Regions from separate parts of the Homo sapiens genome. Here region 1 is linked to region 2. A link is an interaction called in ENCODE POLR2A ChIA-PET data of the cell type or tissue named here. Cell type or tissue: A673. All regions are shown on one strand. Links, peaks and the distances in the headings refer to the core of each region. The heading gives the core; the rest is flanking DNA.

The links. ChIA-PET counts read pairs that join two places held together with the same protein. Peaks named below come from ENCODE experiments on the same cell type or tissue, not always from the same donor. Only the 100,000 strongest peaks of a DNase experiment are listed, where the experiment ranks them.
Region 1: POLR2A ChIA-PET joins it to region 2 with 5 read pairs; 6 of 35 experiments call an interaction of 5 or more read pairs at or near these places.

What each region holds. Positions count from the first base shown.
Region 1 is chr22:24,543,842-24,546,756 of GRCh38, reverse strand. GUCD1 (guanylyl cyclase domain containing 1) reads left to right here. Exons shown (of 6, transcript NM_001284254.2): 5 at 2,674-2,915. Among named protein-coding and RNA genes, the nearest start is that of GUCD1, 9.8 kb to the left of the region's middle. In A673, for the core only: no CTCF peak of the experiment used is centred there; no DNase peak of the experiment used is centred there.
Region 2 is chr22:24,450,323-24,453,237 of GRCh38, reverse strand. The region is part of intron 3 of ADORA2A-AS1 (ADORA2A antisense RNA 1); the gene reads left to right. Among named protein-coding and RNA genes, the nearest start is that of ADORA2A, 24 kb to the right of the region's middle. In A673, for the core only: no CTCF peak of the experiment used is centred there; DNase peaks (open chromatin) are centred at 1,747 and 2,467; H3K27ac peaks cover 1,280 bases.

The sequences.
Region 1 (2,915 bases), core at 259-2,758, 94 kb before region 2:
TGAGCCTTGGTTTATGGAGCTCACTGGGGCTACATGACCCAGGCTCTGACCAGGGGTGGATCCTGAGCAGGTGCTGGAGGGATAGGTGAGTGAGAGAGATTGCACCCAGCCCTTGGGCTACTTGCAGAAAGACAGCATGGGACAGAACACAAGGCCCCTAATGAAAGGGCGATGGCCTAAGAGGAATGTGCTGGTGCAGTGATTGACAAGGGATGGGGAACAGGGAGGACCCAGTGTGTAAGGGCTGCTGTGACCTTACAAGGGCCTCCTCTTCTCATCTGTATGCATTGGGGCTGGATTCAGGAAGACTCTGGGTGCAGTTTGCCCAGATGTGGGTCACATTCTTTTCTGGGCTACGTGGGAGTGGGGCTCAGACCTGCTGCCTCTAGGTCCTGGACAGGCTCTTCTCAGATTTTCCCTTTCTTTGCGGATTTATATTTTCATTATTGACGTAGTATAATCACATGATAGGTGATTTAGAAAATGGGGGTTTGGGGGCCGGGCGCGGTGGCTCACGCCTGTAATCCCAGCACTTTGGGAGGCTGAGGTGGGCGGATCACGAGGTCAGGAGATCGAGACCATCCTGGCTAACACGGTGAAACCTTGTCTCTACTAAAAATACAAAAAATTAGTCGGGCGTGGTGGCAGGCGCCTGTAGTCCCAGCTACTCGGGAGGCTGAGGCAGGAGAATGGCCTGAACCCAGGAGGCGGAGCTTGCAGTGAGCCGAGATAGTGCCACTGCACTCCGGCCTGGGGGACAGAGCGAGACTCTGTCTGAATCTGCCCTCAAGGAAACAGAAAGGCAAATCCAGGATGTGGGACATTTTCCAAGAGTACTGCCCCGGGCTTTAAAAATCAACAAAACAGGCCGGGCACGGTGGCTCACGCTTGTAATCCCAGCACTTTGGGAGGCCGAGGCGGGCGGATCACGAGGTTAGGAGATCGAGATCATGGTGAAACCCCGTCTCTACTAAAAATACAAAAAATTAGCTGGGCGCAGTGGCGGGTGCCTGTAGTCCCAGCTACTCGGGAGGCTGAGGCAGGAGAATGGCATGAACCCAGGAGGCGGAGCTTGCAGTGAGCCGAGATCGCGCCACTGCACTCCAGCCTGGGCAACAGAGACAGACTCTGTCTCAAAAAAAAAAAGAATATAGTGGGGTGGGATCTCCATTCATACTATGACCACATGGGCACATGTTGGAAGGAAAGGCAGCAAATGTTTATTTAGCAGCCCTCAACAGGTGCTGTCTCCTTGAGTGGGAAAGCTGTTGCTATCTCTGCTTCTCGGGGGAGGAAACTGAGGAGGAGAGAGACACCCAAGGTCACCCCCAGCATCTTGGCCATGCCATGATCTGAACCCATGCTTGTTATTCCTTGAAGCCTGTAGTTTTTCCTTCCAGCCAAGCCCCTGCTTTTTCCCTATAGCTGAAATCCCACTCCTGTGCACTGCCACTGGGAACTCAGCCAGCTATTTTGTTTCAAAGACCAAATGGAAAAATGGCATGTTTCCTTGGCCAAGGCAGCAATCCAAACTGCCACGTGACTCAGCTGTGGCTGAAGCTGGGTCAGGCCACATGGTACTGATGCTGCCACTCCTAAGGAAGGCCCCAAGTGGGTGAGCAGCCCCTCCAGCAAAGATGCAGGAGCCCCTGGCCTAGAGCTCCCCCTGCCCACAGCCCCATCTGCCCTCTGTCCCTCTGGGTGTTTTCTTTTCTTTTCTTTTTTTTTTTTTTAAGAGACAGGGTCTTAATCTGTCATACAGGCTGTAGTGCTGTGGCGCAATATTGCAATACAGCTCACTGCTACAGCCCCAGGCTTAAGTGATCTTCTTGCCTCAGTCTCCCGAGTAGCTGGAACCACAATCTCATACCACCACGCCCCACGCCTGGTAAATTTTTAAATGTTTTTGTAAAGACAGGGTACTGCTGTGTTGCCCAGGCTGGTCTCTAATTCCTAGTCTCAAGCGATCCTTCCGCTTTGGCCTCCCAAAGCACTGGGATTACAGGTGTGAGCCACTGTGCCCAGCCCTGCTCTAGGTTTTCATTTGGATTTGCTGCCTAGTGGAAGGCACAGGATGGGGCAGTGCCTTCTGCCAGTGAGGGAGGCTCCAGGTAGATGTCATTGCTGAACTGGAGCTCCCCTGGAAGCAATGTGGCCCAGCCCTTCCTGGGCAGCCCCTTCTGCCACCAGGAGCCTTAGAAAAAAAGTAAAATAGCTCTTTCAGAGAAGCATTTGGTTTTGAAAGTGTCTGAGCCATGCTTGGCTGGCAGTTTTCAATGTAAACCACACATGATTTAGGGTAGAGGAGAGACAGGGCTGGGCAAAAAGAATTCACTAACCAGGCTGGGGTGCAGTAGGAGGATGGTTTCTGTGTGCTGCTCTAGTGGCCCTTGACTGGACCCACCTGGAGCTGAATGCTCTCCCCGTGAAGGGCCTGACAGAGCCAGCTCATCTTTGTGCACATTCAGACACACACACACACCCCCCCCACCGGTCTCCTGCTTGGCTCTAGGCTGAGCCTGGGCCACAGTGACAGAGCAGGGAGTTCAGGGCAAAGGGAAAAGGAGCCGATCCCCAAGCTTTGTAACAGAGAAACAGGCACAAGCAGGGATCCATTTGAGGGATGGGGAATGGGGGCCCAGCAGCACCAGCTGACCCCCCTCCCGCCCACAGCACAGTGAGTGTGAAGGACATCCAGGCGCACCTGGCTCAGGGCCATGTGGCCATCGTGCTGGTGAACTCGGGGGTGCTGCACTGTGACCTGTGCTCCAGCCCTGTCAAGTACTGCTGCTTCACCCCCAGTGGCCACCACTGCTTCTGCCGCACTCCTGACTACCAGGGCCACTTCATCGTGCTGCGTGGCTACAACCGGGCCACTGGCTGCATCTTCTACAACAACCCAGCCTATGCCGACC
Region 2 (2,915 bases), core at 275-2,774:
GTTAATTTAGCAGCATATTCTTTTATGGCTTTGCTTTTGTGTTTTAAGAAATCTTTGGCCAGAGGTCATAAAGACATTTTCATATATTTGCTTTTTAAAGTGTTAAAGATCTTTGTTTCTTTCACCTTTGTCTTCAATTTTACCTTTCCATGTTTCAGAACCACTTAATGAACCTTCCATGCTTTTTCTGTGGTTTGTAATGTGACCTCTACCACATACCACATTCCCATACAAAGACAGGTTTGCTTCTAACCTTTGTGTCTCATTCACTTCATCTGTTTGCCTGTTCCTGTACCACACTATTGTATGTTAGGACAATTCTTCACCTTCTTTAAAAGGAAGAAGATTATTGTGGCTCTTCTTGGCCTTTTTTCTTTTCAAATGATTTTTAGGATCCAAAATGTATAATTTATGAAAGAAAATCTATTGGAAATTTTAAAGGATTACACTTGATTTCCAGATGGACTGGGGATAATTGCCAGTTTTATAGTATTGATTCTTCCCATCCATGAACATGGCACATCTCCTCATCTGAGTCTTCTTTTTGTGCATTTGTTGGATTTATTCTAGGTACCTTCTGGTTTTTGCTACTATTATAAATGATATATTTTAAATGACTTATAATAGTTTTTGCTGCCCTATAGGAATGCTGTTGGTTTTTTATGTTGATTTTATATCCGACAGCCTTGATAAACTCTCATTAGTTCCAATAATATTCCAAAGAAATGTTTTGAATTTTTCTATATAGACAGTTAATTCAGCTGCAGATAATGTTATTTTGTTTCTTTTCTTTTTCATGTATTATTGTGATCTCTAGGAACTTTAGTACTATATTGGATAGAATAGTGGGTTTGGTCTTGACTAGAAAGAGAAGGCTTCTTATTTTTTTTATTTATTTTTTTGAGATAGAGTCTCCCTCTGTAGTCCAGGCTGCAGTGTAGTGGCGTGATCTCAGTTCAGTGCAATCTCTGCCTTCTGGCTTCAAGCGATTCTCCTGCCTCAGGCTCCCGTGTAGCTGGGATTACAGGTATGTGCCACCACAACCAGCTAATTTTTGTATTCTTTAGTGGAGATGGGGTTTCACCATGTTGGCCAGGCTGGTCTTGAACTCCTGACCTCGTGATCTGCCCACCTCAGCCTCCCAATGTGCTGGGATTACAGACATGAGCCACCGTGCCTGACCGAAAGAGAAGGCTTCTATTTCACCATTGACTATGGTGTGTTCAGTGAGATGTTGAAAAATATACTTTATTGAGTTAAGAAAATGTTTTTATATTTCTAGTTTGCTAACAGTTTTTTCTATGATTGGGTGTTGACTTTTTTAAATCAAATGCATTTTCTGCATCTGTTGAGATTCTCCTTTAGTGTTCTTTAACTTATTAATATGAATGATATTGAATGATTATCTGATGTGAAACCATCCTTGCATTCCTGGGATAAACCCTACTGGATAATGATTTATATATTTTTTTGTACATTGCTAGATATGGCTTGCTAATCTTTAGTATTTTATATCTATGTTCATTAATAAAATTGGCCTCTAATTTTCTTTTCTCATACTGTCCTTATAGGGTATACAAATGTAAATATACTATTTTTAATAAGAATTAGAGTCATTAGAATTAGAAGGGAATTTAAAGAGCATCTAGTCTGATCTCATCATCTTATAGTGGAAGACACTGGAACTCAGAGAAAGGAAATAGCCTTTCTAAAATCATACAAAATTAGAAACAGAGTTGGGACTAAAGTGCTTGGCAAAGCACTTGCATTTCAAATTACTTTCCCATTCATGATCTCATTTTATCTCCACAACAGCCTTGCAGGGAGGGTAATGCTTATTGTCCCCATTTTATAGATGGGCTAACTGAGGTCCAGTCACTGAGGTCATGACTTATGTGACCTAGCAGAGTTGGGTCCTAGACCCCTCCAAAATTTCTTTTGTTCTGTGCCCAACCCCACTGACAGAACCACTTATCTGCCTGAAATGAAGGGACCCACTGAGTCATGTATCTAAAATTAATATTTTGTAAGAGTCCAGCAATATTTTCACAGGCATGTCAAATGGATGCCCCATTTACAGATAACCCTCAATGGGCAAAGATGAGGGCTTTATGGTCCTTAAAGGTCCTTGGTGGCCAGGACACTGTGGAGGCCAAGATAAACCACTGGTCTCTAAGAATGTTCTTTGGTATATAGAAGGCCAGGATCCTTAAATGCAGTCTTTCTAAATGGGGTCAGAGTACAAGACCTTAAGATCCTGTCCTCAAAATTTCAACAGAAAGGGGCTCCAGTTTCTCTTTGTCCCCTCCCCCACCCTCTGGCCACCACCCACCTTCCTCCATATCTCTCAGCAAGCTGCTTCCTGCATCAGCGCCCTTGTTTTGCTTGTGCTATTTGTGTCTGCTTCTAACAGCTGGCCCCAGCCTGGCAGCCCCTAGCTCTGAGGATTATCCAATTATCCCATTAGCCCAGCATGTCCTTCCTTCCTCCAGAGCTATTAGCTCCCCATCTCCCTCTCCCTCTCTCTCTCCCTGGGCTTGTCCATAGCCTCCCTTGCTCCTTCCCTAGCCAGGCCTAGAGCTGGGTGGGTCAGCCCACAGTCAAATAGACTCAGAGAATACCAGAGCTGGAAGCGATATGTATCCACTGCTTCATCATTTTGCAGGGAAGGAAACCCAAAGTCACATGACCAGTTAATGGCAGCAGAGAACTAAAACCCAGGTCTCTCGACCCAGTCAGTGTGCCTTACCAAGTGTTGCTATGCTTCGCCCTAGGATGGAGGAGATACCATCCCCACTCCTCTCTCTGGGATTCAAATTTATAGTCTTGGTAGGAAAATAGAACATACACTGGTGAAAACCAGCACATTATTCAGGCGTTAAGTCATAACTTAGCAGCAGAAGAGATGTCATCAG